Regions from separate parts of the Mus musculus genome. Here region 1 is linked to region 2. The links are chromatin loops, found by intact Hi-C in ENCODE. Cell type or tissue: heart. All regions are shown on one strand. Each heading gives the region's core, and the rest is flanking DNA. Links, peaks and the distances in the headings are about the cores only.

What was found. Hi-C counts contacts between places; a loop is a spot of excess contacts. Peaks named below come from ENCODE experiments on the same cell type or tissue, not always from the same donor. Only the 100,000 strongest peaks of a DNase experiment are listed, where the experiment ranks them.
Region 1: a loop joins it to region 2, with 2.6 times the contacts of the local background. A loop is called at or near these places in 5 of 42 quality-filtered maps.

What each region holds. Positions count from the first base shown.
Region 1 is chr12:16,798,105-16,814,481 of GRCm38, reverse strand. It overlaps E2f6 (E2F transcription factor 6), which reads right to left and starts at 3,517. Exons shown (of 7, transcript NM_033270.2): 1 at 3,167-3,517. The coding sequence starts at 3,274. It overlaps Greb1 (gene regulated by estrogen in breast cancer protein), which reads left to right and starts at 13,596. Exons shown (of 35, transcript NM_015764.4): 1 at 13,596-13,835. In heart, for the core only: CTCF peaks have their summits at 6,235 and 8,733 (motif pointing right); DNase peaks (open chromatin) are centred at 3,501 and 8,761; H3K4me3 peaks cover 1,231 bases; H3K27ac peaks cover 1,218 bases; H3K27me3 peaks cover 3,110 bases.
Region 2 is chr12:16,581,231-16,597,607 of GRCm38, reverse strand. It overlaps Lpin1 (lipin 1), which reads left to right and starts at 7,838. Exons shown (of 21, transcript NM_015763.4): 1 at 7,838-7,890. In heart, for the core only: a CTCF peak has its summit at 6,061; DNase peaks (open chromatin) are centred at 6,007, 7,447, 7,857, 8,847 and 1 weaker place; H3K4me3 peaks cover 2,191 bases; H3K27ac peaks cover 3,932 bases.

The sequences.
Region 1 (16,377 bases), core at 2,690-10,689, 220 kb before region 2:
CATTGTCTTCTCCATGTCTAAAATCCTTCCTTCTCTTTCTGAGATGGTTTCTTGCTATAATGTCCTGGCTATTCTAGAACTCTCGATGTAGCTGGTTTGAAATGTGCCATCCTCCTGCTTCAGCCTCTGAGTGCTGGGACCACATAAGTGTCCCAGCACCATGCTTGGCTAACACTCTCACTGTGAAGCTGCAAAGCCATCTTGCTGACACATGAAAGGACAGAAGACTATCCACGTGCCCCCTCCCCCAGCCCCAGTGGACACCATTAGAGACCTCAGGACTTTCAGAGAACACTCAGCAGTGACTCTGGTGAGTGAGCTGCACATTTGACAAGCTTCAACCCACTTCCTTACTGCTCCAATTCTCACATCTAGAAACTTCGGTGTCTACATCTGGAACACAGACTGGAATAGCACCATCCCCCGGCCCCATCCCTTGTATCTACAGCTTTAGGTGGCTTTAGAATCTTCTGTTTGGAGGGTTGGGGTAACGATGAGGACAGGATCTCACTGTACAATCCAGGTTAGCCTGGGACTTGCTATATAGCCTAGTTAGGCCTTTCACTCACCATCCTTCTGTCTCTGCCTCCCAAGGACTGGCATTACAGAACTGGGCCACCACACCTGGCTAGAAGCTTTAAAGGTGGAGAGAAAAATAAAAAGTGACTTTTAGAGACTAATGTCCTAGGCACTGCCTCCTAAGTAGTTACTGCTCTCTATGCATAGGTTTCTCTGTATTAGCTCCCTGTGTGGGAGCAAGACTCCTTCAAGAGCTCATTGAACACGAATCTCTCTAAGGTGACTGCATTCATGTCACCACCCAGATCTTCCTGATCATCTAATGTGCAAACCAAGTTCACCTCCATCCAGGATTGTCTTCTCCCTGCTCCCCAAAGCCAAGAGCAGGTTTAAGCCATTTAACTTATCCTGGCAACAACACTTAGCAAGCTATGTAACTGCTCTGCACATGGCTTATTAATTCTTTGCATTTGCTAGTCAATTAAAAAAATACTACTGACATGTTAAGTCACTATTTTACAGGCAAGAAAATAGAGTCCCTACTTTATTAACTTCTTGCTTAATCCTTTGTCCATGGCCAGATCTTCACTACAGTATCAAACAGACCCGCAGAGGACTGAGCAGTCAAGTATAGAATTGCTCTGGGACACACAGAGTCTGGCTAACAGTCTTGAGGTAAAGAGGAGCTAAAGACACTTGTCTTAAGACAAGTTACCCATGAATCTGGACTTCAGACATCTTGACAAACGTCAATATGGAAATGAGGCCTAGGATGGAGCATGCAACCTCAGAAAGATCATTTAGGAAAGGCAAACATGGAGCCAGATTATGCTGCGAGGACTCGACTTTGTCCTGGGAGCACTAAGGAACCACTAATTCCTTTGGCCAAATGAAGATAGAAACACACCTTCAAGAGACCATACGTTAAGGATGAAGCACACAGGCGGTGAGTGAGAGGCAGCAACAGTGGCAGGAAACTGGTCGAGATGGCATTATAGCACAGAATAGCTGATGTGAATGACTTCAGTGACCTGGGGGTGGGAGGGGGGGTGTCTGGGGGTGATTCTGAAACAGAGGAAAAGGTAACAGCCATGTCCAGAGTGCTGGCTCAGGCACCACGATAGGCAGAGCACCATTAAGGTGGGATTCGAGAAAGAGGTTGCTTTCTTAAGGCGGGGGTGGGGTGGGGTGTGTCTGTGAATCTGGCTTTGGATATCAGAGTTTGAAATCTGCAGCTCAGCAGTTATAAACGCTCGCTGTTCTTCCAGAGGGCTCAGTTCATCCATGTGCCAATTCATAACCACTTATTATGAGCTCCAGGTGATCTAACACTGGTTTCGGGCCTCCGTGGGCACCAGTACACACGTGGCATCCACGAAGACATTTTCTTTTTTAAGAAGGGACATCTAACAAACAGTTGGAGAGCTCCAGGAAAGATGTACAGGTTTGGGAGTTACCTCGAGGCAACTAAAAATACCAGACTGGATAAGAAATCTAAGACTTTAGAAGACGTTATCTTCTGATAACCAAAAGTTAAGCGGTTTTCATTTAGAGCGTCTATCAAATCCTTAAAAAAAAAAAAAAACCTACCATGATCACAGGCCACAAGTTAGCAGTAGTGAGCGGTCACCTACATGAACAAACTGTAGAGAATCCTGGATGACACCCACGTGTCTGAAAAGGAAGGCGAAGGGGACAAGGGGACCCACCATGGCTGTCAAAAACACAACAAAGAGTTCTCAGCCAAAAGTGAGTGGTTAGTTATGACACAAGATAGGGTGTGAAACGAATACTGTAATTGACAAAACCATCAGTGACCTACGGATCTTATTTACAACAATCTTACCAAGTGCTTAGGACTAGAGTCCCCAGCACAGTGCTGGGTGGTAATGCAAGATCAGGTGGAAACTGAGCAGAAATTACTTAAAGAGAGAGAGAGAGAGAGAGAGAGAGGGAGAGAGAGAGAGAAGTTTGGGAAAGGCTGTCACTTGCAGTCATTCTGAGGGTCTTCCCAGTTTCCTCATTACCTAGCCCCAAGGCCAGACATCTCTGTACACACATCTCTGGGTCAGTTCTGACAAACTCTAAAAATAACTATCTCAAGGTTGCTCCAAGGAGTCAGACAAGACAATGCTCATGGCACAGGACCCGCCAGAATGGCTTGGATACAGCTTGCCTTGCTGAGAAAACAGCGATCAGGAGAAACGGACAAAGGAAGAATCCAGCAGGGACCCTGAGAAAGGTGGGAAGCACGGAACGGAGGGAACTTTCTCACTCTTTCATTTCCCCTGTCAGACAGCAAAGATGGACAGGCAAGATCGCCCAGTTGGTTAAGGCACTTGCCACCGAGCTTTACAAACTCTACCAGAGTTCCATCCCGCGAACCACAAGGCTGGAAGCATGGAACAGACTGCCCCAAGTTGCCTTCTAAACTCTACACGTGCCCCGTGGAATCCACGCGCTCGCGGCCCCCACCCCAACACAAAGTAAGAAAAATCCAATAGAAACATTTAAAAAGCAAAGGGCGGTTCAAGAATTGGGAGTTGCAGGGAGAGCCCCGGGGCAGCAAGCGACACTGTGCAGAGGGCCCGATGCAAGGAGCGCGTCCCACAGCACTTGACCTCCCGTGGCCCGGGTCCCCGCTCACCAGTAGGTTTTCCACGTTGATGGGGTCTCGGCAACGCCGGCGCACCGTTTCCTGCGCCGGGTCCACCAGCAGGCTGGGCTGTCTCCGCGCCGTCCGCTGCTGACTCATGCTGTCCCGCGCCCCTCGCGCCCCACGCGCCCTCCCGCCTTCCCCGGAGGCTCGGCGCGCGCGTTCCCGGCCCCTTCAGCGCCGCCCGCTCCACCCACGGAGCACTGCGGCTCCACCCACGAAGCGCCGCGGTCCCACTCGCGCAGCGATGAGCCCAGGCGCAGAGGGGGTCAGGGTAGGCTCGGAGGGGACCAGGGTGACCGCGGAGGCGCTCAGGTTCCCTGGCCGGCCATCTTTCCGCATGCGCAGTGCACCCGCGTTTGCACATGCGCAGCGCCGTCCGTTAGATCTCCCGCGCACACCGGTCCTCGCCCGCTGCCGACGCCCGGGTGTTCCGGAGGATGGATCCTTGGAGAGGATGGCGGCGGCGGGGGGTGGGGGTGTGTGTGGTGGGATGGGTTGGGGGAAGAAAAGAGGTGGAGCAGGGATTCCGGGGGATCGGAGCAGGCGCTCTCTAGTCCCAACCAGCGGACTGCAGGTTCTGAGTGCCCCGGGGCGATGATGGTGGGGCTCCCATCAGTCATCTAAAGGTGCTTAGCACATGCTCATGAAACAAGCCATCTTGGAGGGACCAGAAGGTGCAAGCTTCAAAGCCAAGCTCCACAGAGGCCCAGGCAGGGAGATCACGTGTTTGAATTCGAAGTCAGCTAAAGTTCGTAGTGAGAGTAGAATTTGTCCCAAAACCACAAACTTTACCCTCTATATCAGTTTTATTTTATTTTATTTTTGGTTTGGTTTTCCGAGACAGGGTTTCTCTGTGTAGCCGAACTCAGAAATCCGCCTGCCTCTGCCTCCCAAGTGGGATTAAAGGCGTGTACCACCACTGCCCGGCTCTGTATCAGTTTTTGATTACTTATTATTATATCAGGTATTGGGCTGGCTCAAGAAGATACTGTTTTGAATATAATAGACTGGATATCAGAATCCAATGGAGGAGAAAGATAAAACAGTTTAACGGGCTGGGAGAGGAGCACTGGCTAAGTTTAGGAGAACTTCCAGAGGACCTGAGTTCAATTCCCATCACCCACAGGGTGGCTCACAACCATATGTTACCTCCAGGCCCAGGGGGATTTAATGCTCTTTTTCTGGTCTCCACAGGCACCAGGCACGGACATGTTAACATGTTAGACAGTCATACATGTAGGCAAAACTTCTATGCACAGAAACTAAATTAGAAAGAGAAAAGAAAAGAGAAGTAAGTGACCTGGAGCCATAGGTATCTTTTCAAATTGTAAGGTCTTAAGCCAGTTTCTAAAAGTCGTTCTGTGCCTTAGTTTCTAAATTTGTAATGTGGAGAGTTCTTACTGATCGAAGTTACTAGCTTGTTCTCTCAAAAACCTGTCTCTGTAAAATTGCCCCAGTAAACTGCCACCTCCCTTTCTTAAGTAGCTTCTTTCCTGCCCTGTTCTCTTGTGAGTTGGGCATATCCTCTGACTCATTCTGTCAAATCTTTCTCTGATTCCTCACTTTGTCTGCCCTTAGTTAGATGCTACTTTTAAACATGTCTGCTTTCTTCTAAAAACCAACCTTACCTTCATTGCTAGGGATTAAAGGGTGTATGAAGGTGTCTGTATTCCAGCCAGAATGTACTATAATCCAGAGAGTGTCTGCATTTGGCCAGATCATGTAGACTTAGAGAGTCTTGGATGTGATCCCTTGTCAGAGTAGCCATGATGCTGGATTAAAATTCCTTTGCAGTGTGGTTTGATGTTTCGCCTGCCTGCATGTCTGTGTGTGGACACCATGTTCTCTGACACTAGAATTACAGACAGTTGTAAGCCACCAGGTGGTTGCTGGGTATTAAACCTGGGTTCTCTGGAAGAACAGTCAGTGCTCTTAACCACTGAGCCATCTCTTTGGCCCCTTTCACTTATTTTTAAATTATGTGTGTGTATGGGTTTGTGCACATGAACTGCAATGCTTTCAGAGGCTTGAGGCTTCTGGCTCCCCAGGAGCTGAAGTTGCAAATGGCTAGAGATGGATGCTTTGGCCCTCTTGGAAAGGCAGAAGTGCTCTTAACTCCAGAGCCACAGCTCTAGCCGCTATGTGTTTGAATGAAAGGGTAACACAATGCGCAACTTCCAGGCTGGAAGGAAGCTGCGGGAGTGAGACCTGGGACTTAGTGAGGGCGGAAGAGGCTTTTGGAAGAAGTTGGCTCCCACTAGATTTTACATTTCTAGGGGTCCGATACCATCTTAAGGGGGGGGGGTGTGTCAGAGGTCTTTGATCCTCTTGGGATCTCCAGTGTTAAGCTTGGAGCATGGCAGGTAGCAAGCGCTCAGTAAATGTTTGCCGAAGATTGGTAGAAGTAGAATACAACTGTGGAGAGGTCATCTCTAGAAGAGAAAGAGCACATTTTATGCACGAGTGGAGAGTTTCTCAGAGCAACTAGGAAAGACTCTACCACAAGGAGTTCGGAGAGATCCAATGCTGGAAAACAGGCATGGCTAATTTTAAGACCCCTTTCTCCATCCTCTGTTGAATGCCAAACCCTCTCTATACCTTTGTTCATGTGACTCTCATTTCAGATCTGAAGGTATGACCAAGCATGGTAGTGTATGCTCAGAATAACAACACTCTGGACACTGAAGTAGGACCACCAGATGCTAGAGATCAGCCAGGGTTACATAGCGAGAGACCATGTCTTAAACAACCAAAGCAACAACAAAATACAAGTTTCTGCTGCCAGCAAGTCCTGAAGAATAGTTTTCTTCCCAGTTTACAGATCAGAAAATCGAAGATCAGTAAGATTACAAAATTTACCCCAAGGAGCTAGCTAGTGAGTGCTAGAGACATGGTTTGAGTTCACAGCTGGATAATTCATTGGTATTTGGACCCTTGAGCAGCTTGTTGAAAACTGACCATATTTTCTACAGTCAAAAAGAATTAGGCCAGCAAAGGGGTGTGACTTAGGCACTCCAGGCTAATGAAAGAGCTTGAGCACACCCATCTGGGGAAAAGGAGAACAGCTGTTCCCTCAGTCACAGAAAAGCCCAGTCATGGGGCTGTAGCCTGAGGTTTAATCATCCCAGCGTTGTTTGAGCATCTTTCGGGTGCTGGGCTGTAGGTCAGGAGCTCTAACTCTTACAAGGACATCCTGGAGTACTAGGAGATGCCAGGTTGATGAAGATGTATGACCAGAGAGCATGAGAACGAACTGAACATGTCTGACACATCATGGCAACACAGAAAACGAGGGGAAAATAACAACGGACTTTGGGGCTTGTTCCTGCATCACCATGTAAAGCTATCTGGAACAGTAAGTGACGTACAGAGACTCTGGCTAGCTTTGTGGTGACACAGCAGGCCTTCAGCCAATGGATCCTTTGTGCCACTCACTGGAAACTTAAGATTTGTATTCCCTTCTAAGAGCCATGTGGTCAAAACCAATGCCCAGTGAAATGGTTATTTAGACATGGCCTTTGTGAGGCAACCAGGCAAAACCTCTCAAGAACTGGGATGCCCCCATAGTAGACACTGAAGGGAGCATAGATGGAGAAGAGCAGTTGGCAGTGCTTGCCTAGTGTGCATGAAACCTTGATTTCATTTTCATCACCATATGAACCAGATGTAGTAGCACACTTTTGATCCCAAGCACTTGGGAAGTGGTAGTAGGAGGGTCATAAGTTCAGGAACATCTACAGTTAAATCATGAGTAGTGAATTTGAGGCTAATTTGGGATGCCTGAGATCTAGAGGGGGTCAGAGGCAGAACACAGAGGAGAGATGTCTTATTTCTTCTACCATGGGACAATGAGTCATGAGTCTCAGCATTGCCATTACCTGGGTAAGTGTGTGTGTTACTAGAAATGAAGGTTCTATGGCTCTACCCAGAACTACCACATTAAAAGCTCAGAGGTTTGATGTATTCTGTAAGGCACTGGCTGGGTCCTGGTAGGAAACTAGCTTTTCCTGGCTCTGCAAGTACCCAGTCCACTAAATTGATACTTTGTTAAATCAAAGCCAGGTTAACTTTTCTGATGTGATATTTGGAGGATGAAGACCTAGAACAAACATGGATGGTGTCCTGGCTCATTTCATGTCAATTTGACACAAGCCAGAGACATCTGATAGGAGGGAACCTCACTTGAGAAAATGCGTCTATAAGAACCAGCTGTAGGGCATTGTCTTAATTAGTGATTGGTAGGGGAGATCCCAGCCCATTGTGGGTGGTGCCATTCATGGCCTGTTGGTCCTGGGTTTTATAAGAAAGCAGGCTGAGCAAACCATGAGGAGCAAGCCAGTAAGCAGCAACCCCCCATGGCCTCTGCATCAGCTCCTGTCTCCAGGTCCCTGCCCTGACTTTCTGTCCTGACTTCCTTTGATGATGAACGGAAGCATAAGCCAAACATACCCTTTCCTCTCCAAGTTGCGTTTGGTCATGTTGTTTCATCACAGCAATAGTAACCCTAATTAGGATACAATTGGACGCATTCAACAAGCAGGCATGTTGTAATGGACGTGATGTACTTTGGAGACTGGGAAAATGGATGATGCTACAAGCGACCAGGTGGTCACCTACATAGAGAGGGTTACAGCCTTTGTGTTTTATTCAGTTCTGCTTTCTTGTAGCTGAGAGGCCCCTAAATATAGCTTCTTGCTGTAGACAGAATGTCTCTGCACACACTGAGGATTGTCTTAGACGAAACTTTATATCTCGCCTCTTCCTTTTCTTCTTCACTTCTTCCTCCCCTGCCCCCTTCACCTTCTCCCCTTCCTGCTCCACTTCTCTCCTTCTTCCTGTTCCTCTCCTTTTCCTTTTCCTCTTCCCCTTCCCTCTTCCCTTTCATTCCCTTTCTCCTCCTCTTCCCCTTTTCTTGTTCTTCCCTCCTTCCCATCCCTCTTCTCCTTCCTCTCTCTCCTTCCTGCTTCCCCTACTCCCCTCTTCTTCCTGTTCCTCTCCTCTTCCCTTCCTTCCTCTCCTTCCTTCTCCCCCTCTTCCCTTTCAGTCCTTTCCTTCTCTTCTTGCTCCTCTCTCCCTCCTCCTCTTCCTCCTATTCTTCCTCCTTCTTCCCCTCCTTTTCCATCCCCCAACTTGCCCCATGTCCCACTCCTCCTCTTCTTTAAAACAAGGCCCTACCTTTATAGCCCAAATGGGCCTTGAACTCACTGTGTAACTCAGGATTTCTGTGAAGCCCAGGTTGCTCTGGAATTTGCAACCCTCAGGGCTCAGCCTAGAGTGACTTTTCTTTTATGGAAGTCCAGTTCTGAAGTATGATTGTTCCCAACTCTGCACTGGGTTTTTGAAGGAAAGTCTTGTCAGATGAATTACATTAATCTTTTTCTTTTCCGCTTGCTTTAGTTTGTTTGGTGTTATTCTGTTGACTGCTAAATGTGCTCTGTTTAACTGTTAGTCTTATGTACCCTACCTTTGCGGTCTATCTTGGCTTTGCCTCTGATTCCTTCACGTGTCTAATGTTCCCTTACTGTGAATAGCCGAGTGCCGGCCTACCTTATTCAGAGAATGTACCATCAAGTTCCTTGGCTCTCCACCAGGTGGAGCAAGTTCACCTTAGGAGTCCAGCCTCACTATCTGTCTCTGTCTCTTTCCGTGGTGTGTGTGTGTGTGTGTGTGTGTGTGTGTGTGTGTATGGTTTTTGTTTTGAATGTGAAAGGTAGCTGTAAAGTGGAATGGAGGAGATTCCTTTGGATCTGGACTTAAGGTTTTAAGTAAGGAACTGTTTTATCAGGCCTCTGATATATTATTTGTTTGTAATAGGGAGTCTCATGTATCCCAGACTGGCCTTAAAACTTGCTGTATAGCCAGGGATGGTGTGTACCATTTCATCTGGTTTAATAGAGTGCTGGGGACTGAGCATACACTTTGTGTATGCTGGACAAGCACCCCACCAACTGAAGTATATCCCAGCTCCAGACTTAGTATCGATAAGGGTGGAGTTTAGTGTTAATACCTTTTACTAATAAACCACCATATGCAGAAACAAGTAAAAGCCTGCTGCTATGGGTCAAGGGTCCCTCCCCACAAGCCCCATCAGCCCTATCAGTACTTTAGAATCTGGCCTTATTTGTAGAGGGGATATTTAAAAGGAGTTAACATCAAATGAGGCCGTTAGGGTGAGACCTAATCCTACATGGCTAGTATTATTATAAGAAGAAATTGGGATGCAGAGGGGCTTAGAGGAAAGACATTGCTGAGAAACATAGGGAGAAGAGAGCCAACAAGAAGGGCTTGAACAATTTTTCCTGGAAGCCAAGGGAAGAGCCCACACTTTGATCTGGGATCTTTGTAGTCCCCACCTGTGAGTCAGTAAGGCTGGGGGCCTTTGTTATGGCAGCAGCCTTAGTAAACATTCACCCTTACATCTCAGGGTCACTTAAAGGAAGCTGGATGTAAGTGGTTCCCTATGTGGAGAGAAGCACCCGCCACAGTGCCAGTTAACTACATAAACGGGGTGCAATTTACAGACATCAGAGAACAAACTCCAAGGACCCTCAAGCCACTTAAAAGCCTTCTTTGTATAGAAACAAGTGGCAGGCAACTCATGCAAGATTCTAAACTGCCTGACAGACATAATTAAAGGTTTCAAAAGCCACATTCACTTTGGTGCCAGGTACAATTGCTTAAATAACTACCACAACTGGAACTGGAGGAAGACTCTTATTTATCGTAAAATATTTACTTATTGTGTGTGTCCAGATATACAAATCCACAAAGACACTAGCAGATGAAACTGTATCTGGCAACGCAGTGCAGAAGCACGTGTATGGTATAAAGCAAAAGGCCAGGGCGGAGCAGGGAGGCCGGAAAACACAAACTGAGGGGATTATGTCATCCAATGGAGGAATGTTTGTGTCCCAAGGTATATGGGAGAACATCTGTGTATGTGGAGAGAAACACTGTGGAGAGCCATGAATGTGTGTGGGAAGAGCATTGTGCTGTATGAATTTACAGATGTAGATGCCTGTGGGGAATCGAAGCACACATGAATAGACACGTAAGAAGAAAATGTACAGGAAGATGAGTATTATGAATGAGGCAGAGAGGAATGTGAGTGTGTGCGAGAGAGGGAGAATGTGTGTGTGAGCGTTCAATGGATAATGCTAGGCAAAGAGACAAAGGTGCCCAGAAGCCATGTCTAATTGCCTGGCTGACCTCATGGCCTCTGGGGAAAGACCTCAGATCACTGAATGGGCTCGGAGACTGACAGGTCCTTGATAAGTTTGAGGCTGACCACCACAAGTTTGGATTTGGCCCCATTCTTGTCAATAACATTTGAAATAAAGTCAGCTTAGTTCATTTAATAATATATTTAAATTAATCTTTTTTTTTTAATTTCTAAGTTTTGGTTCAAGTTCAATAAAGACATAAAATCACTGGGTCAGGTTCAGCCCCAGGAAAAAGAAGACAAAGTGCTTTCCTCCTTGTGGGTGTTTTAAGTTAATGAACTAGGAAGTAGGAATGATTCATTAGTCTGGGAAACAATTGACACCCTTTCTAGTGGGCCCACTTTGTTTTCTAGTTAATTCTTAATTGGTAGGAGCCTGTGCATCTCTAAGACTCATTACAGACTTTCAAAGTTAGGATTCAGGGTTTTCACCAAAGTCATTATCATAGCCAGTGAAGTTTTGCAGGCAGCATGGTTTATGTCCTCGGGAGACTGTGGCTTTATACAGAGACACACGACACGAGGAAGAAACTTCTGGGAGGATGTGGATGAGTGAGGAGGGGGTGTATGTGTGAGGGAATGGCTTTTTTTCTCAAGTGCAACACTGTGGTCATATTAAGTTTAATGTTGGTTGCAAGTGGTTGCCCTTTGTGTTGCGGATGGCCTTGCAAATGAGAGGAAGCCATTTGAAGTCTCTTTCTCCTGCTGCAAGCTGACTGCTGTGGGTGGGCCTGATCAGCTTTGTTAGGCTTTGCAGCCATGGGCTCATGGTGCTATTTATTTATTCGTAGGTTTATTTAGCATGCACTGGGGATAGGCTCTGGGGCCATGCATTTGTCAGGCAAGCATTCTGAGCTGAGCTGCACCCCAGCCTCTTTTCAAGTTTAAAAGGTTACATTTTAAAATACCTATAAAAGGACTTTGCCTCAATCATGCCAGGGGAAAACTTAAACTGCTCCCTGCCTTTATAAAGTTTGCTGACTTTTGTTCTGTATTTTATTTTGTTTGCCAGATAAGCTGTCAAAATGTAAAGGTGCCTTCAAGCAAATAACTCTCCCACTCACGGACCATGCAGGCAATGCTACTTAAATGCAGGAACACACACCTACAGACAGACAGACACACAGATACATACATACACATACATAGACAGACAGACATACACACACACAAACACAGACACACCCACAGACACTCATACCCACAGACATTCACACCTACAGATATACATAGAGATACATACACATGCAGAGACAGGCAGATACACAGACACACACACAGACAGACATACACACAGACACACACAGAGACATGAAAACAGTAGGGGAACTTAGGAAGAAGGGTTTCAATAGGAGGAGAAAGATAACACAATATTGGGGTGGGGGACTATGACCAAAGTATTATATATGTATATATATGAAAAATTAAAAACAACAGAGGTTTCTAACACAAACCATGAAGTAAATATGTTGGTAACTATCCATGCAACAGTTACTCTGTAACTGGAGAATGTTGACTTCAGACTAGTTCATACTCTTCTATCAACAGAACAGAAACTGACAAGGAATATTAGTCAGCAGTTCTCATGAAGGAACTGGCTCTGCCTGTAAGATCAAGGGAATCTTGCAAACATTTTCATGAGCAAAACAGAACACAGGGTCCAGGTTACAAAATAGAACAGTGTGATCCCACAGGGAGAGCTGCAATGCTGATAAGCACCGTCTACCTTCCAGCAGTAAGTACATACATACCTACCTTCTGGTACAGTATAGATTGAGAGGAAAGAGCTGCAGCCTACATGGCTGGCTGAGGACTCCAACTGTATGGGGTTTTTGTTGTTTGTTTTGTTTTCTTGAGCTGTTGTTTTACTTAGCACAGGCTAGCCTCAAATTTGATGTAGCCAACAGTGACTTCTGATCCTCCAGGTCTCATTTCCTGGAGAGCTGACTTTACAGGCATGGGCCACCAAGCTTGACTTATATTTATGTATGGCTGGGGAACTCACCCCATCCTAGGCAATCAGTCTATCGACAGGACTACTTCTTGAATAATTTCATTACACAAACATCTGCAGTCAGTTAGGCTTGGCTAGGTCTTAGGCACGGGGCTCATCATGTTAACTGTTCCTAGTCTCGACTGTGCTTGGAATAGTTCCTAATTAGAATAGGAAGTTGATGCCCCTGCCATTAGGAAAGTGGGGATAGGAGAGCATTCCTCAACCTGCCCATTTTGTGGGAGATTGATGCTTATTCTCCTATTGTCTCCTGCTCCTAGTCAGACAGGCTCCCTGTTTTTCTAGGACCTTTGGCTGTGAGGCTGGCTCAAGCGCTCTGCTGTTGTTGTTGTTGTTATTATTATTCGATGTGTGTTGCAGTTTGGGGAACAGAGGACAGCTTGCAGCAGTTGCTTCTTACCTTTCCTCAAGTGAGTAACTAGGATCCAACACAGGGGTTCAGTTTTTGGCTGCAAGCTCCTGTACCCACTTAGCATCTCGCTAGCATGGCTGGGGTTCTTGAATGGCAGGAGGGTACAAGGTGCTCGGGATGTCTCTGGCAAGTTCTAAACACACAGGGATTTCCAGAAGAGGGAGGAGCAGGAGGAGGAGGAGGAGGAGGAGGAGGAGGAAGAAGGAGGAGGAGGAGGAGGAGGAGGAGGAGGAAGCTTTGATGACCATGGGTTCCTTCTGTGGTCTGGCTCCCTCAATTTCCCCCACTTTCTCTGCTGGCTGCTCGCAGCCACCTCTGTGTTACAGGGGCCAGAAAGGTTTGCACCGGCAAGTGCAGGTTTGCTCCTTCCCTCCAGTGCTCATCCTTCTGACCCACTCTCGCATCAGGGAAAGTTCTGGCTCCACCCGCTAGTATTAGGGGTTCCAGGCTCTTCCTCTGCTGATGTTAGGCAACTTCCTTATTGTAGGGCGTTCATCAATCTCCACTGTTGGGGGCCTAAGTCCCCTACCTCTGTCGGCTTGAACTGCAGGGGTATTGTCCTGCGGTCCACAGACACGCCCTGCGCCGGGTGGAGACATCTGGGAGGGGGGGGGGGTCTTGCTCACTGGTTCGTCCTCCCAACCCCACCTCCTCTTCGGGCATTTGTGGCCAAGCAACAAATGACCTCTGTCCCCGGAGGCTTCCGACTTCCGCGCGGACCCCTCCCAAACCGGGAACCCCGTGAGAACCCAGCGAGGCGGTGGGTGCCTGCAGCGGGGACGGGACGGGGCAAGCCAATCTCCTGTGCCTACACCTGGACGGAGCCGGAGCCGGAGCAGCAGTCCCAGCTCAGGTCTCCCCTTGCCGCCCCCCCCCCCCGCCCCCCAATCACGGTGGCCCGCAAGACCCGGACGGGCGGACTCTCAGGCTCCGCGGCTCCGGGCTTTGCGCAGCGCCGGCTCCGGTAGCGCGGGCTCCGAGGACGCCGGATGAGGACAAAGGGCGCGAGGTGAGGGTGGCCGCAGGGCTGGGGGTCTTGCGCCAAGGGGTGTGGGAGGTGTCCATGTCAGTGTGTGCGCGTGTGTGTGAGTGAGTGAGAGAGCCATCTAGAGCCACAGCCAGAACGAGCCAGAGCGCTCCTGGCACATGGTGAAGGCTTCGGCTGCGTAGGTAAGAACTTTAGGAAAAAGACAGCACTGCTCCAGGTTGTGTACACCGCGGCTCCGTTTTGGGGAGGCTGTTTGCCGCCCGCTGCCCCCCGGGGGTGGTGGCAGCCGCGTCTTCTGCAGCACGTGGGACAAGGGAGAAATGGGACTTCTTCCCAGAGTGGCCAGCCTGTGAAAGGCTGGTGGCTGTGGTGATCATTGGTTGAGTTTGGTTATTGGATCTCCGTTGGGAGCCACAAACAAAGGCTACTGGCTGAAGTCCAAGAAAGTGTGTGTGTGTGTGTGTGTGTGTGTGTGTGTGCGCGCGCACACACACACACACACACACACACACACACACACACGCGTCCGCCAGCCCACCAGTGATCAGGGTTAGGGTTGTGGAGGAAGGCCAGGAGACACTCCATGCAGAGAGACACTGGGCCATTTGCTGTCAAACCTCATTTAATCCTTGGTCCTGAGGAGCAACCAAAAGAAATTACCTATTTTATAGACTGAAGTTTTTCTTGAATCAACTTTTATTATAGAGTCAAGTGTTGCCCCAGGGCTTGAAATGCTGTTTTATTAGCCCTTTAAAACCATGAATGTGTAAATTTAACCAAATAAACACCCATTTAGTCCCATCAAGGACAATCTTTTGCCTTTAACAATGGGCGTCACACAAGATGATTCTGAACTTAGTCTCAAAAAGACGTGTGCAGGTCTGAGTTTGCATTGCTTGGTGGGCTGATGTTGCTGGGAGTTTTAATTTAGAGTCCATCTCGGTTTTCTTAGTTTCTTTACGCCCCCCCCCAACCTCCCACGCTGAACTTTGGCTCATTTAAAGTTTACAGTAGGATCTGTGACTTTTGGTTATCCCGCAACATTTGCTTCGGGATATCCGTTCTTCCTCATTCTGATAAGAGTATTCTTCACGGAGTTAGAAGTCATTTTGGTTTGAAATTGGCATTCCACCTTGGCCCTTCTTGTTATTGAAGGTGACTAAAGCGGTTTGTGGCTTAAAATGTTTTAAACATGGGGACAGCAGTTGTAGTCTTAGACTGGTAGACAATTTGAAATTATCCTTTGTGTGGCTTTGTAGCTGTACTCTTGTTTAATAATTTTAATCAGATGTTGTAATCTTCAAGCTCAGCTAAGCTTTCTGTGCTTAATACAGCATTGATTGCCCCTTGGCTCAGGAAACCACTCACTGAGCCTCCGCGACCTTGCGTCCTACTGTTTCACTTGAAGTTAGAAGTTTCCTTTTACTGTATCCACTCTGGGGCTTCAGTTTACTTACAGATTCTCAGCAGAGAACTTCCAAGCAGAGCCAATAACAGGTCAGAAAACCCAGAGGGGAAGAAAGGAGAGTGTGACAAAGGTGAGACCAAGCCCCCTGTCCCCTGCCCAGATGTGATAATCTGAACCACCTGGACCAGGGGTTGACAGCAAGGCTACTTATTGATGCCCCCTGCTTGCTTTGAGAAGCCTCACATTCTCCCAGCTTTGTGCAGCAGATGTGGCAAGAGTGCTTTTACAGCTTTTGTGGGCTCAATGGGGTTGGGAATATGCAAGCTCTTCCAGAGGGTCTGTGGACAACTTATAATTCTGCCATAAAGACTGCAGGCAGTTAATCCTGTCACTTGTACATTGATTAATGGGTAACTTTGGCTTTGGGCACAGTTTCTAGACACAGTGCAAATTGTAGTGCTTTAAAGCTAATTATATCGAAACTATGGTAGAAGTAATACACATTCGTGACCAAAACTTTAACCGTGCAGGGGGGCTGGGCATGGTAGTACACATCTTTAATCTCAGCACTCTGGAGGCAGAGACAGACAAATTTCCGAGTTTGAGGCCAGCCTGGTCTATAGAGTGAGTTCCAGGACACCTAAGGTTACACAGATAAACCATGTCTCAAACCTGCCCTCCCTAAATATGCAAAGGAGTTAAAAAGGCAAACCAGAAATTCGAATTATGATTTACATTTAATTACTTTGGCATATGTTTTCTTGGCATAAAAATGAATTTCTGGTTGTACCAAAAAGTTGGTCAAAAAGATATATATATATATATTTTTTGCAACAGGGTCTCACTATGTGTCCTTGACTGTCTTGGAACTCTGTTGTAGACCAGGCTGGCCTTAATCTTTCAGTGATCTGATTACCTCTGCCCCCAGAGTGCTGGAATTAAAGGTATATGCCACCACTCCCAGAAGGTCAAATTATAAGATAGTTAATTTATGTCATTTTGTATCTGAATTCTTTACATAATGATTATGAGTACTGCCTATCTTATTTTATATTATTGCGTTAAATAATGATTGTATATTTTGTTGTATAGACAAATTATGATTTAACCATTTCTATAGAAATTTTTTATACCTTTCCTATGTGTACTTCTGCC
Region 2 (16,377 bases), core at 4,159-12,158:
ACATTGCTGTTCATCACCAAAGGAAGTCAGGACTGGAACTCAAGCAGGTCAGAAAGCAGGAGCTGATGCAGAGGCCATGGAGGGATGTTCTTTACTGGCTTGCTTCCCCTAGCATGTCAGCCTGTTCTCTTATAGAACCAAGACTACCAGCCCAGAGATGGCACCACCTACAAGGGGCCTTTCCCCCTTGATCACTAATTGAGAAAATGCCTTACAGTTGGATCTCATGGAGGCATTTCCTCAACTGAAGTTCCTTTCTATGTGATAATTCCAGCTGTGTCAAGTTGACACAAAACTAGCCAGTACAGAGGCTTTTTCATACTCAAACCATAAGATGAGCAGAGAGGATTGTCAGAGATGGTAGAATATTAGACAAACACACTAAGATAATTATTTCCAGGCAAGGTATCTCTATGTAGACCTAGTTGTCCTAGAACCCACTCTATAGACCAGGCTGGCCTTGAACTCAGTTCTGTCTGCTTCTGCCTCCCAAATGCTAGGACTAAAGGCATGTGCCCACATGCCCTGTTAAAATAATTATTCTTTAAAAATGTGTATGAGTGTTTTCCTGTGTGTATATACATGCACCATTTGTAAACCTGGTACCCACAGAGGTTGTCAGATTCCCCAGAGCTGGAGTTAGAGAAGGTGGTGAGCCACTATGTGAGTGCTGAGAACTAAACCTGGGTCCTCTGCAAGAGCGGCAAGTGCTCTTAACTCCTGAACCATCTCTCTGGGTCCTGAAATAGCTATTCTTCAGGAGCAACCATGCCACCAATGATGTGAAATGAGAATGCCTGGTGTTTGTCAGTGTTCTCCTGAGAAATGGAGTCCACAGAACACAGGCAGTTTGGGAAGAGGGCCCACTGGATGCTGATAAGTCTTCAGTCTGAAAGCAGAGGACCCGGCAGTCAATGGGATTGTTCAGTTTGGGGGTAAAACTAGGGAAGCCTGCAGTTCATATGTCCAAAGGCAGTAGGTGAGAGAGGGAGAGGGAAGGGGGAGAATGGTGTCCTCTTCTCTCTCTCTCTCTCTCTCTCTCTCTCTCTCTCTCTCTGTGTGTGTGTGTTGGCTAGTTTATGTTGCTTTGGCACAAGCTATAGTCATTGGAGAGGAAGGAGCCTCAGGTGAGAAAATGTCTCCATAAGATTGGGCTGTAGGGCATTTTCTTAATTTGTGATTGATGGAGAAGGGCTCAGCCCATGGTGGGTGGAGTCATCTCTGGGTTGGTGGTCCTGGGTTCTGTAAGAAAGCAGGCTGAGCAAGCCATGGGGAGCAAGCCAGTAAGCAGCACTCCTCTAAGGCCTTTGAATTATCAGCTCCTGCCTTCAGGTTTCTGCCCTTTTTGAGTTCCTGTCCTGGCTTCCTTCAGTGATGGACTATGATATGCAAGTTCAAGCCAAATAAAACCTTTCCTCTCCAAGTTGCTTTTGGCCATGGTGTTTCATCACTGTAATAGTAACCCTGACCAAGACAGCGTTCTATCCAGAGCTCCAGATGAGTGATGGTGACTACCCACAAGAAAACCATTCTTTCTTGATCCATTGACTCAGATGCCATTGTCTCCAAGAAACACCCCCGTGGATGCACCCAGAAAGGAAAACAAAACAAAACAGAACAAAACAAAGGAAGGAAGGTTTTAGCAGCTGTCTAGATGTTTCTGCACTCAGTTAAGTTGCCTGTTAGAGCCAACCACCACAGTAAAATGCAGGGCTTGTCAGATTGGATAAAAAGAAGACGCTTCTTGATGTTGTGAACAGGAGATCCAACTTAAACAAAACAGCAGGGTAAAAGTAAGTGGAATAGAAGCTGGGTGTGGCCACGCACGCCTTATATCTCAGCACGATGGGAGGTAGGCAGGAGGAGTTCTGTGAGTCTCTGGCCAGCTCTACATAGTGAGTTCCAGGACAGCCAAGGCTACCAAGTCAGATCCTGTTTTTTAAAAATGTAAACAATAGAAAAATATTCAACGCTAACATGAATATAATGAGCTGGAGTCTTGCATTGTGGCACATGATTGTAATTCCAGCACTTGGGAAACTGAGGCAGGAGGAATGCTGTGAGTTTGAGGTGAGTTTCTGTATAGTTTATGCTGTGAAACCATGTATCAAAACATAAAAGCAAAGGCATCAACACCTAAAGAGAAAAAGATGTAGAACAGCTTATCGGTGTCAAACATTCAGAGCACGTGATAGCTGGAATTCAGGGTCATAGAGATCTAGAAGCAGAAAGATGTGCGCGGAGAGAGGGCCTTTGTCTGGAGAGAGTCCCATGAACCCTTGGCTTCTGGGTGCTGCTTCAGGTCATGCATCTATCAAAATAGCTTGTTCTTCCCCATAAATCTGAGGTTAATTTTATTGCACAAATGTAAAGTCCTTTCCCCCTGGATGTGCCAGTGATCGGAAGCAACCAGAGCAAATTCAATAAGACCCAGGGCTGTTCCTCTCAAGAGGTGAGATGTTCCCCAATCTTTCCTGGCTGTGAGCTCAATGCACAGGCTGGTCACAGAGCAGAGGCCATTGAGACATCAGCCCTGGGCCTGGCAAGCTCAGACGAGTGACTGAGCTGGGCCCCAAAAGTCTACCCCAGAGATACCACCAACTTGCTTGGTGACGCTCTGTGGAAGGTGAGGAGAGTTCTGGTCTTAAAACCTCCCACGGACACCATGGCGAGAAGATCACTTTCTTAACAGACTCCCACCTTGTTGGATACCAAGTTACTGTATCGGAGTGTTGTCATCTGCTGGGGTGTCCTGACCTACTCTAAGTGACAGTTTGGCAAGATGAATGGTAGACATTCTTTCTTAAATGCTTGTCAATCATTATCAACAATATGTCTCTGTGAACGCTGAGTGAGAACCAAGGATGGTCCAGTGACAAGAATTTTACTTGATCCATGTCCCAACACAGGAACTCCTCTGATTGCACCAAAATGCTGAGCCGAGGCTGGGTCACTCATGATGGATGGCCAAGGGAGTTGAGCTTCAGCCATGCCTGTGCCAGGGATGAGCTGGGCTGGAACTCAGGCCCACAGAATTTTAGTCCCTAAATATTGTGTATCTACCCAGGTTGCTTATTTTTTTTTGTGGGAAATTGTAGACCAGCCGTTCTCAACTTGTGGGTCATGACCCCTTTGGAGGTCACATATCCTACATTATCAGATTTCAGGCCTGCCCTGAAAAAGACGACATGGAATTCCATTGACCAGGGAGCAGTGGGACTAAGGAGACTCTAGGGGAAAGGTCTAGGGCTCAGATCAACAAGTATATACCATGAAGTCTAGCTTCAACTAACTGGCCATGTGTCTGTTAACTGGCCGTGTGACTTCAGCCACTTCTTGGTGCCTTACTTTCTTTATTCCTCTGGGACAGCAAATGGTATCTACTCTATAGGGCTTGTTAAAAAAGAAATGTGGTATACAGAGTCTAGAGCCGGGGTTGGCTTGGAAATAGCCTTTAAATGCTAGCCACCGCTGTCCTTACTTTATGTCTATTGGTCTGCCACTCTATATACAGGAGGACTCTTTCAGCCTTGGGATTCACAGAGGTACTATGACTGTACTCATCTCACGCTGAACTCTTGGGTCCCTGCCCTTGTCTCACCCTTTCTGGACAGCTAGTTTCTTAGCTGGGCAATGTGAGACTTGAGACATATGACTCACAGGACTGGTGCCCTCACCCTGGCCTGACAAGGTCACAGGTGACACAGCTGACTGGGGACAGAGAATTTTGTTTGTCCCTAGCGGCAAGTGGTGAAGTAGTCAGTAGCTTCCCAGAGCAGCATCCGTTCTTCCTAAATTATAGAATTCATCCGTCCAGTCTATGCTGACGTTGACCTCCGTCAGCCTCACTCTGTACCTTGGCACCACTATAGTCCCGTGTTGTCCTTCTGGTCTAGCCTGGCTCATTGAATCTTTCCCATATGACCACAGTGAAAAGACCGTTATGGTGGTGCCTCTCTTGCTTTCTCTGAGGGAGACATCTTACACAGTAGCTACGATTGTCCCTGCCCACCGAGGCCAGACTCTGTCAGCTCTGACGGACCCCAGGTTCTCTGTATTCGCTGTTGATTGCCCCTTGCCCTTAGCTCCTCCATCTGGCCTGGATTTGCCCAGAGGGACTCAGGACTCCCAGACTGGGATGAATCCTCTTGCTTGGGGACTGGACTGCCCAGACCCTTCGTCAGTGGACAACCCTTGGGCTGGTAGCAACATTGAACATATGATCACTACTTGAGACCGTGTGCTTACTGAGGACAGGTACCCTCATGTAGCCCAGGAATCTACGACATCACAGGTCGCTGTGCTGACTGGGAACTGAGTAAATGACTAGGGAACACGGCCACAGTGTGTGTGTCAGCCCAAGGCTTCGTGTGTTGGCAATGTTGTAGGCCTGAGTCCCAGGGGAGCCTGGGTGCTATTTCCTTCCTGGCGTGATGGGGGATGGATTGGAGTAACACAGACTCTAAGATGCGTGCTTGCTGCCAGCTAGCAGCTTCCCTTATATGTCTTTGACACCCCCCCCCCCCTTACCCCTTTTGCTCTCCTGGAGCATCACCCTGATTAAGATGGCCCTGGTGACACACTGAAGTCTGCCTTCCCTGATGCCTTTGTTCCTGCCCCTTGCCATTCCCAGATTACTTTCCTCTTCCTCTGCCTTTGGAACCAGGACCATTTATACCCTCTCCCCAGAAATTCCCCCAGGCCCAGGCCCAGTGCCATGGGCTGTATCCTGTCTCTGCTGGGGTTTCCCACTGCTGGGTCGAGTTGTCCTCCCTCACCCTAGTGAAGCGGTACCAGGTGGCCAGAGGTTCCCACCTTGCTTCTGAGGACCCCAGTAAGGAAATCCCCACGATGAAGAAGCCACATTGTGTCACCTGGGGTTGGCGTCAGAGCCTGGGCTCTGCCAATCCTAATTCCCTGACAAGTGGGGCTCTGCCCCCATGCCTTCAGTGGGCCAGTCAGACAGAAGGGGGATGGGGAAGAGCAGAGGAAGGAGACATAGTCAGTGTGGCCCCAGCAGGAAGAGGAACAAAGAAGGTGTGTGGGGATTCTCTTCCTAGAAGGCAAGCTTCCTCCTCCAGGAGGATGCCGGGCTTCATTCAGCCATTGTCTTCTCCCTGAGTGGGAGTCCTAGGGAAATTCTAGTTTCTCCAGAGGGCCAGCGTCTCCTTTGGGTACCTTAAAGCCGGGGGCCCTCTATTAAGGGCTAGCCTTAGACTCTGAAGAGCCCCCCATTCCCAGAAGCCCTAGGCATTAGTGCTCTGTCCTTCTGGGACAGCACCCAGTGGCTCTGCAAGACTTTCTGCTGTGATTTTGCAGAGCCGACCACTAGAGTGGAGAGGTCCACCTATGGTGGCTGTGGGGGTCTCATGAAGAGGGCCGCTCACTCTTCTGTCCACACCTGCCCAGGCATGCTGGTTAGCCGTGCAGCATTCAGGAAAACAGAACCTAAGGACTTAACAGTTACCGTCACTGCCAGCAACTGAGGAGACCGATTTTCATTTAGAAGGGGTGGGTGTTTTTATATTCACATCAGCAGGGACCAGTTCCTGGTGTGGCGAGGAACACCTGCGGTCCCATGTTTAGCAAAAGAGCAATTTTCAGCACCGCATAGCCTGTTGTCCCATCCTGATGGACGCCTGCATGATGCTTGTCCTTTCTGAGGGACCAGGGAGCCAGCTGCAGCCACCAAGTCCTTATAGAATTCCCACTCCTAGGACTACTGGATTTTAGAATTGAAAATCTAGTCAGTGTTGGCCAAGAACTTAACAAGTTCCTTTCCAGCCTCCAAAGGACCTGCTTAACCAACACCTCCGCTCACTTCCTGGATTGTAAAACTGAGTACGGAATCGAGGATGCTGTACTGCTGAGCCCAGGATTGGCTCCTTCCTCCTCTAGCTAGAGTCATTAGGTTATTTCCCCTCTTCCGACTTGGGCTGAACACAGCAGGTACTGGGATTGGCTCAGGGGATCACCTCAGTTCTCTGGCTGAGTCACAGCTCAGCGGCAGGAGCGTGGCTGCAGACAAAACACTGCCTAGGGCCCCACCAGGGGGGCTCCAGACTTTGCCGGGTTAGAACACCTGGGCTTCAGAGACTCCAATTTTTGTATAGTGCGACCATCTCCTGTGACCTAGTGAATGTTTCTGAGATAAGTGACCTGTTTGTGGGATCTTCTTATAGGCAGCAGGCAAAGCTGGTCCTATCTTTGCTACTCAGAGCTGTCTGGGTGCGTTTGCGGTTGTGTGTGCGGGTTCCAGACCCCAGGTTCATTTGTGGGGTAAGGGCTTTGGGCTGGACTTTATGTGTTCAGATTCTCCTCCACCTGCTTCAAATCTGGAAAATAATAATAATAAAAATGACCTTATTTAGATGACAGAATGTAAGACTGTAAGACATGCTTTCTGGAAGGCCTTGGGGTGGGGGTGTGGAGGATGGAGGAGATGATGGAGGTGGGGCAGGGTGCCTTCATTCTGGGGTCCAGAACCCCAGGACTTTGTGGGCAGCGGAGACAACCCTTGTGGCTACTTGTGTTGCCCCAAGTGCAGCTGGAGCGCTTCCACCTCTGTCTTTATGCTCAGAGTCACCCTGCCTGTGCTGATCTCCTGAGCACTGGGGTGGAGGCAGCCCAGCCTGGCTCAGTTCCCTTGCAGGTCTTCGGTGGCCTGGTCTTGGACTGGGGTCCTAGCTTGCTTGGTGGGCAGAATCCCTTGAGAGGGATCTCCAGTGCCTCGGAAACCCAGTGTGGGGGTGGGGGTGGGGACCTGTAATTCCAGAAACCGGAAAGCAGAGGGATTGGAAGTTCGTGGTCACCTTTAGATTCGTAGATTTTAGGACCAGTTTGGGGTACACAAGCCACTCCTCCCTGGACCTCCCCACGAACTAGTTTTTCTCAAGGTGGGACGCACCCGTCATCATTCTGACCTCCCTCTCCTGGGTTGCTTGTGGCTGGCATCCATTTCTGACTCATATTTCTGCATATAGTTTCCGGTGACAGGTACATTATACTTGGGCTCTCTCTGTTGGTCTACGAGACCCCAGGTATATGTTCTCCAGCAGTCTTCCTCAAGGTCTTTGCTCTTCTGTCCCCCAGAAAGCACTGACTCTTCGGAGGGTTGTTGTATATATAATTTGATATTTATTACCTGGATGTAGCTCAGTTAGCGGATGTGAAGCTCTGGGGTCCATTCCCGGCTCGCATAAAGTAGGCATGGTGGGGGTAGGATTGCCTGTAACCTCAACACTTGGGAGGTAAGATAGGCAGATCCGAAGTGCAGGGTCATCCAGGAACCCATAGAAAGCTTGAGGCAAGCCCGGGATATAGGAGTCCTTGTCTCCTAGTAGTCTCGTGACACTTAAGAGTGACTTGGTCTGACTTGAGCCATTCCACCCCCAGACCTGGCATTGTCTGTTATTATTTATTCCTTCCTGGCTCTGCTGACTGGTGGTGAATGTTAGCCAGGAGGGAGGCAGGATGTGGGAGTGCTAAGATTAGGAATTGATCCCTAGCTTGTGACAGGCACATCAGGGGAAGAACTAATTGTAAACTGACATAAGGTCAAAACAGGGTCAGGCTGTGGAATTAGAAGACTTTGGCTGCCTACTCCCTGGAACGCCAAGGCAGACAGTCCAGTCTGGGGAGGGATGGGATGGGAAGGGGGAGGCGGGGATATGAGAGGGAGGTGGGAGGTGGGGTGGGGTGGGGGGGGGGTCTGTGGGCTCTGAAAGCATCCCAGCAGCACGCTCCTCCAGAGTCCCCTGGCGTCGCCCCGGAGACTCCGCCTCCTTTCAGGCCCCGCCCCTTGCCGTGCTTTAGCTGACAGCCGCTCCGGCCCGCTGTTTGCATACAAAGGCAGCCACACGCGTGCGCGCCTGCTCGTGAATCCTCTTGGTGAGTAGCAATGGGGACCCGGGGCCCAGCTTGCGCCCCAAAGCCCATTACTGAGACGTGGGGCCCCGCAGGGAGGCGATGTGGGCCGTGTTGTGACACAGGCCTTCCCGTGGGGTGTCGAAGCTTGCAGGGACCCCGTGGCGGTCCGAGACCCGGATGAGACGTATCCCAAAGGGTTTAGGATTCAGGCTTTGCAGCCAAGGAAACTGAGTCTAGGCTGGTAGGTTGACCTTCGTGCCCAAGGGCACGCCTCCGCTGGGTGGCAGCGAACTGGGAACCGGGATTCTTAGATAATCAAGCTCGCAGCAGGCCTCTCTGCAGCTTTGCAGTCTGGTGGGCACTGGGCCTGTGGCTCCCTTAGTAGCTGCAGGCACTTTTATCTGGGAAAGGCCGGGGGGAATATGGGAGGGAAAGCAATGCTTTGGAAGTCATATTAAGTATTAATATTAAGTCATATTAAGGGGACAGAGTCAAGGTGGCTGGCTGATAATTTGTGTGGCCAGTAGTTGCTCCAGACGCCCACCCTCCTTGGCAGGAGGCAAGAAGGAAAGCAATGGTCTGGGCTGGGCTGGGGCGTGTGGGAAAAAGCTTCCAACTGGGTAGTGAAGTTGTGGGGAAGACTGTAACGGTTCTAGGAGGAGAGGATAGCGGCCCATGGGGATTCACACATATACTATCTATCCTTTGTTCCATAAAATACGTTTTATGAATGAAAGCAGTTAAGGACTAATATCTGCACCACTAAGGGGACTTTCTAGTGTTCCCAGAAAGGCTGAAAGATCCCACTGTGTTGATTCCCTGTGTTGACAAAGCTTCCTGTTTGCCGACAGCGCGCTTCTGCTGTCACGGGTTTTGTGTGTGGGTGTGTGTTTTGGCCCTTATTCCTGCTTGTGTAGGGCCTGGTGGTTGGATTGGGAAGCCTGGGGCTGAGCTTGGTTTTGTCTTGGTGGCTGTCCCACCTCACGTGATTTCTACCCTTTTTAGGTGGCAGTCAGCAATGTTCTTATGATGCTTGTCACTTTATTGAAAGGGACAACATGCCCAGTCTTGTTGCCTGGGTGATAAGTTGGGGTTCAGATGAAGGAGATAGGATCCTTGGTTGCTGTTCTGTGTGGGGTGCTGTCTGCTGGGGAGGCTGGGGTGGGTCTTTGCTTATCTATTGCTCTCAGTGCTTCAGGCTAAAGAGAGGGAAAGGTCAGGAGATGGCAAGACAACTGACTACTGATAGCTGGAAATCCATGGGCCAGAGACATCACTTGGGAGCCTCCCTATCTAGAGTGAGGGAAAGGCCACCCTTTGTTTACTAGACTGATGAACCGAGAGGCTCCAGGTTGTTACAACTTCGGATTGTTACACCCTGATGGGGCAGCCCAGGGTACCACTGAGGTCCCTTTATAGGGCTAGGCTGGTCCTGGCTACCCAAGGCTAGCCCCTGGTCCATAACTTGGCACACCCTTTCCCCACCTTAGATTGTGAATCCATTTTTTTGTGTGTCTTTTCTCTCTTAGGTTCAGGGTCTGTAAGGGACCAATAAAGGTATAAATTGATTTGAAAAGCACGCGGGTGGGAATGCTTAGGGGCACAGGTATCTTGTTTCAGAATAGCTAGGTATGGGGTTGGTGTTCTTGGTTTCTGGAGCCTTTTGAAAATCAAACAGAAGGGAGTGGTGCAGGCTGGTGGGTGAATTGGCTGCACTTGGACGTCTTTGTACGTGAACTTGGAGCTGTCCTCTTGACCTGACTGTCTTGCCCAGACTAGTCTGGAACTCAAGGTCATCCTGCCTCAGCCTTCTTGGTGCTAGAATCACGGGTGTGTGCCACCATACTCTGCCTGCCTCAAACTATGTTTATTGTGAAACATGAATATATCCTTGCAATATCTCAGTATTTATCTGATTCAGTAGTGTCTGTCCCCTGCTCTGCATGTGTGTGTGTGTGTGTGTGTGTGTGTGTGTGTGTGTGTGTGTGTGTGTGTGTGTAGGTACAGCCTTCATACTTTAAACACACATGAAGTACTCTGCTACAGGAGACTTAGTACGGTATTTTTTGGAGCTGCTTGTTACCGTTGGGTCAGTACCCAGGCTTTCCCTGGGATGTAGACTGAGGAAAGACCATTCGTAGGCTCCTTCCCAGTACCTCTGGGTGGTGGGTGCTGTTTGAATCACCCACCCTACAGGCTCAGAATGGAGCCACAATTCTCTTGGAAACGCAGGGGATATGTGACCATTGCTAACGACCGAGGCAGGATTGCAGGGAAGTACAGCAATGTACAAAGGTCCCAGGGGCAGAGTCTTCTAGACCAAGCTGTGTATCTGGACAGAGGGCCCTCACAAGTGTGTGAAAAGACACTGGGGCTTCCAAGGAGAGCAAAGATCCTGAGCTCTGCAAGGGAGCTAATAGTTAAGAGCTGGTAAGGTTCTAAGTCCTAACCCAAGGCAATGTCACAGAGTACAGGGGCCACACTGGGTCTTCTATGTGTCTCTCTCCTGCTGGCCAGGCCCTGGGTGCTTCTTGGCAGGGACCTGAGGACACTCATTACCTGGGATTATGATACCCACTTGTTGCCAGAGCTCAGTTCTGACAAGTCTTATGTCACTTAGAAGACCTTCCAGCCCCAGAGCAGGGATCAGATCCTAGTTGTCCCTGCTACTGGGGCTTCCTTTCTTTTAAAATGAAGGCTAATGAGAACCTTGTTAAAAGCAGTATTCAGAAATCAGTGTGTGTGTGTGATTATGCACGTCGCAGCTTGTGTGTGTCTGTGTGTGTGTGTGTGTGTGTGAGAGAGAGAGAGAGAGAAAGAGAGAGGCAGACAGAGAGAGAGAGAGAGAGAGAGAGAGCTTAAGCATGTCACAGCATGAGTGTGGAGGACAGAGGACAACTTCATAGAATCTTTTCTCTGCCCCTGCCTTTATGCCAGTGGGCTGCAGGGCTTGAACCCAGGTCCTTAGGTTTGCCAGCAGGTAGCTTTGTCTGGTGAGCCATTTTGACAGCTGCTTCACGTCCCTTTTCTGCTGAGTAGTTTTCTTTGACATGACAACCCTGAGGCCAAGTGTACAGGAGTTCTCAGACTCCCCACTAACAACTGATGTGAAAGCGATACTTGTGTCTATAGAAAAGTCAAAGTCTCCTGTGCACCCGATTGACTGCAGCCCTGGGAGTGTGGATATTTATGGAGCATACAACTTCCTTCCACTCTTAGTAGATGCATACTGTTCCATATATAATGTGGATGGTCCATAATTTATTAATCCAGGGCCTTACAGGTCTCTAAGTGATTTCTGCTTTTCCCCATCACAGTCAAGTCTGTGATCACTGCTACTCACAAAGATCCTGTTGTTTCTGGGGCCTGGTGAGATGGCTCAGCAGGTAAAGGTGCCGGCTGCCAAACAGGCTCACTTGAGTCCGATTTCTGGAACCCACATTCATGGAAAGAAAGAACGAACTCTTGCTAGTTCTGTGGAAAGAAAGAACTGATTCCCACTAGTTGTCCTCTGAGGTCCACACACATGCTGTGGCATGTGCACGCATGTCCCTGTGTGTACACACACACTCTAAGAACATGATCTGTAGAATCAATTCTTGGTAAGGAGTTGCTGGGGTTTGCTAGTATGTGTCAGTCGGGTAGTTCTTTCTGGGACTTTGTCCCGTTAATGACTGGAGCACTGAGTGAGTCTACTCTCACTATTGGGGTATTTATGGAATGTTTTTGTTCGGGGCCTTCTGTAAGGCCTTAAAAATTATTCATTTTGTGCATGTGTGTGCAAGGGTCTGTGTGTGTGTGTGCAAGTGGGTGTATCTCTGTGTGTGGGTATGTGTGCACACTGGTGGGTATATTTGTGTATGCAGATGTGTGCCTGGGCAGCGAATGTGTGTGTTCAGATGTGTATGTGTGCGTGGGCAGGTACATATGCATGCATTAAAGTTTGTGTGTGGGTGGGTGTATACATGTGCACAAACACAGGGACTTTACCTTTTGAGCTAGGGTCTCTTAACTGAACTTGTTGCTACTGATTGAGTTGGATTCACTGCCCTGGGACGTCCTATGGATCTCACTGTTTCCTCTCGGTTCCTCCCCAGTGGGCTGTGCCAGCCTTTTATGCTGGGTTTAAGCTGGGGTTGTCGTGATTTGAGACAGGTACTTTATGGACTGAGCCATCTCTCTCTTGACTTGCATATATGTGGGAGTCTGGGTTAGTGACTACTCTTGCATGGTTGTCCTGGAGTCTTTTAACTGTCTTATGAGTCCCTTAGGTGATTGTGACAAGTTTACAGTAGGACTGACCTGAGGCCACCCTCACATGACCTTAATATTCCAGGTGGTGGAACGGCATTAACAGAGTGTGTGCGGAGAGGAGAGCTATGGCAAGGATTTTGAATTCTGGCAGATAGAGATAGAGAATAGAGATAGAGAGAGGGGCAGATACAGATGCAGCGTTTGGACTAAGTGTAGACTTTTCTAATATCCTAACTAGTTGAGGAGTCACGAGACTTGTGACACTTCTTGATGGTGTCCAGAGGCTGTGTCTGGGACAGTCTGAGGCTGGGGTGGTGGCTGTGCCAAGCCCTTGTAGAATGCCACACTTGATGAGGGAGGCACGTGGCCTCCAGTTCCAGGTTGGGGCCTTGAAGTTGGGCTTCCTTCCAATATGAGCTCCACATTTATCTAGGAAGATCTTACCTAGAGATGGCATTTCAGAGAACTTAGTGTTGGTTCAGAATGCCAACTGAGAAGCATTAAAGAAAAAAAAAATCTGTGTATTTTGTGACTGCAGAGTTCCCTGAGGCCCTGGCTTATGCCAGAGCATCGATTCTCAACCTGGGGGTCTCAGCTCTTTCATAGGGGTTGCACCTCAGGTATCCTACACATCAGATATTTACATTACAATCCATAATAGTAGCAAATTACAGTTATGAAGTAGCAATGAAAATAATTTTAAGGTTGGGGGTCATCACAGCAAGAGGAACTGTCTTAAAGGGTCACAGCATTGGGAAGGTTGAGAACAACTGGTATAGAGAATTCCAGGCTTGTCAGAGGAGTCTGTAAGACTTGGTGAAATTCTCCTTCAGAACACATTGGAGCCAGGGCCCTGGACTTGTGTCTCCAGCATGTAAATCCCTGCCAGGCGCAACATCTTGCCAAACTTGAAGATAAACCCCAGCAGACTTTAAAGTAGTCCGGTCAGTGTCTTCACGCAGGCCCATTGGAAACAGGTGAGCATTGGGCTTGGTTCTCTTCCGGCTCCTCTGAACTTCCTTCTGAGGGACTAGTCCATCTGCTTTCTTTCGCAAATCAAACCTCTCCCCTTTTCTGCCTCCTCAAGTGCTTTCAGAAAGGCTGAAACACCTCAGCCATAATGGGATTACGGCCCAGCCCGTGGGAGGCCCTCGGCCTGGGGAGGTTTAGTCTGGCTGCTTATCTACAGGCTAAAGGAATTACCCACTTCCTCGAGAGCTTTTCAGTGCCAGCGCAGCTGGAGGAAGTGAAATTTGGGACTTTAAGTCTAGTGGTTTGATTGTATAGAACATTTAAAGAGAAAGTTGCACGGGGCGTATTTAGAAGAGAGCCTAGTGTGGGCAGGGGCAAAGAAGGAAGGGCCCTGCCCACACCCGCCTTGCCTGATTTCAGCCCACTGTGGTTTGCTAAAGGTCATTGTGCGTCACATGCCTCCTAGGGAGGACTTGTCCCTGGCACTTAAAGTCTTTTTTTTTTTTTTTTTTTTGAGGCAGGGTCTCATGTAGTCTTGGCTGGCCTCAAACCTCAGATGACTTTGAATTTCTGATTTTCTGATTTTCCTGATTTCTGACTGGGACTGCAGGCTGCAGCACTGTACCTGGTTTATACAGTGCTGGGGACTGAACCATGGCTTTGTGCATGCCAGACAAACACTGTACCCACTGGCTGAACTTTATGAATATGAATTTATGGTACTTCCTTATAAGAGTTGCCTTGGTCACAGTGTCTGTTCACAGCAGTAAAACCCTAACTAAGACAATGTAGGTAGAGCCCACGAGTGGGCATTGGGTGTCTTCTTCTCTCTCCTGATCATACTGAGGTCAGGACTCTCACCGAACCCAGAACTCACTGATTGGACAGGCCTAGGGAGTCTTTTAAATCTCACAGCCCACCCCCAGTAATGGCTACATCACCCCAGCCTCTTCAAGACAGTGCCACCAACTGGGGACCAGATATTCAAATGCCCAATACTGTGGGGGAGGGTGCTCATTCAAACCACCACACTGATGTAACTTCCTTTTGACTATCAATACCTTGCGATCATATTCTTGCACTGGCTTCTACCAGTTCAGAAGTTAAGGATCTCATTGTATAACACTTCAAACCTGGCAGCAGAGTTTTCTGTCTTCATTGCCCCCTGCTTATATGGTCTCAATCAATGATCAGGCAGACATCTTTATGCATGACATCTGTGTCCTGTGACTGCTACAGTCTCATGCAACTGTTTGGCAGTGGAACACAGGACTCAGGGGAACTTGTGTTGTCAGTGCGTGCTCACTTGCAGCCGCTCTATAATAAACCATCTTGGACTCTCTTTGCGGCAAGAGCTGTGTTTGCTCCACGTTGTGGAAAATTTCAAAGTCGGTCTTAGCTGAGCTGGCCTGGGCTGGGGCTTCCTTGCCCAAGACCTTGGTCTGTTGCTCAGTGATAAGCCCAGCCCCAGCAGGAGCAGGGTAGAATTAGGGGATGCTGTGGTGGACGTCACAAGAGGGCTTGACTGGACCAGACTAGGGTCTGCTTCTAGTGAGCCTGCCTCTGGTCTGACAGCGTGGCCCCAAGCCTGTGATCACGAGTATCTGCTTTGGGATGCTTGAATGTACCTTCCTGTTTCTTCCTGTGGCAGGCCTTCTACCTACAGGGCTATTGAGCGAGGCACAGGGATGTGAGATTGGATATAGGACAGATATTGTGAGGAAAAAATGCCCCTAAAAATGATCCCACAGGACTGGAGAGTTGAGACTTTCTCTTTTGCTAGACTCAGCAAAGGTTAAAATCTTAAGTGTAATGTGGAGGGTGGCATTCTGTGGAAGAATGTGAGGGTTGCGACATCATGCTTTTTAAATTGCGGGTCTTTGGGGGAATTCTGCATCTCCTGTTTTATTTTCTGAGGCAGGATCTCACGTAGCACAGGATTGCTACATGAAATCGCTGTCCTCCTGTCTCCACCTTCCGTGTGCTGAGATTGCAGGGATGTGCTATCACGGACTGATACTTTGGTTATAGGAGAATCTGTTCTCTAACCCTGTCTTTTGTACAAGCATAGTGCCAGGCCCAGTAGGGTAGAAGTTCCAAAGGTTTGCTGAGGATGGTGGTTGGCTGGCTGGTTGGGCAAGCTCCCTAGCATATGTGTCCCCTGCAGTTGTCAGAGAATAGGTGGGCAGGCAGGGATTGGACAGAGACTGATAGAAGCCATCATCTCCCTGTTGGCTAGCATTCAGTGTCAGAATGCAGTACAGGCCGACTGTTGGAGAACTATCCAATTGTCATAACTATCGCCCTGGGCATGGGCCCTGCGTACTACAGTACCGACTGGACTTGTAAGCTATGCCCATGTTGGAGTAGTGGCATGCTTGCGCGGACACCAACTGCTTCCTGATTGGATCTGAAGTGCTCCATGGGAGAGAGTGCATGGCTAACCCTACATGTAGGCCTGATCAAAAGCTTACGGCTGGGGAGGTCACAGGCCGTAGGAGGGGATCTGTTACTGACGTGAGGGACATCCACTCCGAATGTTTTACCAAATGGACACATAATTAAACCGACTTGTAAGTATTTATGGCACGAATGTGAGGAGGTCAGAGGATCAGAGGGTGATCTGTGGGGGTTGGTTCCCATTCCTCCACCGTGCCCTGCACCCTGAACTCAGGTTTCCAGGCTTGGTGGCAGGCCTCCCACCAGCAGAGCCGTCTTGCTAGCCCCTGAGCACGTTCACACATACAGGCAGGCGCAGCTCTCAGGCTCGGGCACAGGTACCTTTCAGCAGTGTCAGAGTTTCTTTGCTGTGAAGAGACACCCTGACTACCAACACTCTTATAAAGGAAAACATTTAATTGGGGCTGGCTCACAGTTTCAGAAGTCCAGTCCATTATCCTCAGGGCAGGAAGCATGGCAGCCTGCAGGCAGAGATGGTGCTGGACTTGCTCCATCAAGGCCACACCTACTCCAAAGAGGCCAGTCTCCTAATAATGCCACTCCCTGTGGACCTATGGGGGCTAGTTTTATTCAAACCTCCATAGACCGTGAGTAATGGTCAAAATGGGGATTCCTAACTCATCAAAGTGTTGCGGAAATGCTGAGTGCTTGACCCTAACTGGGACATCGGCCCAGGGGACCTCGTGGAAGAGCACTTGGAATGGAAGAATGGGAGGAGTGTCAAATGTTTTCTGTGCTGTCGTGTTTCCAGCTCCTATCGCAGTACTTCCTCTGACTGAGCCACACATTCGGAGTGGTCTCTGCCCAGGCCTCCTAAGCTTC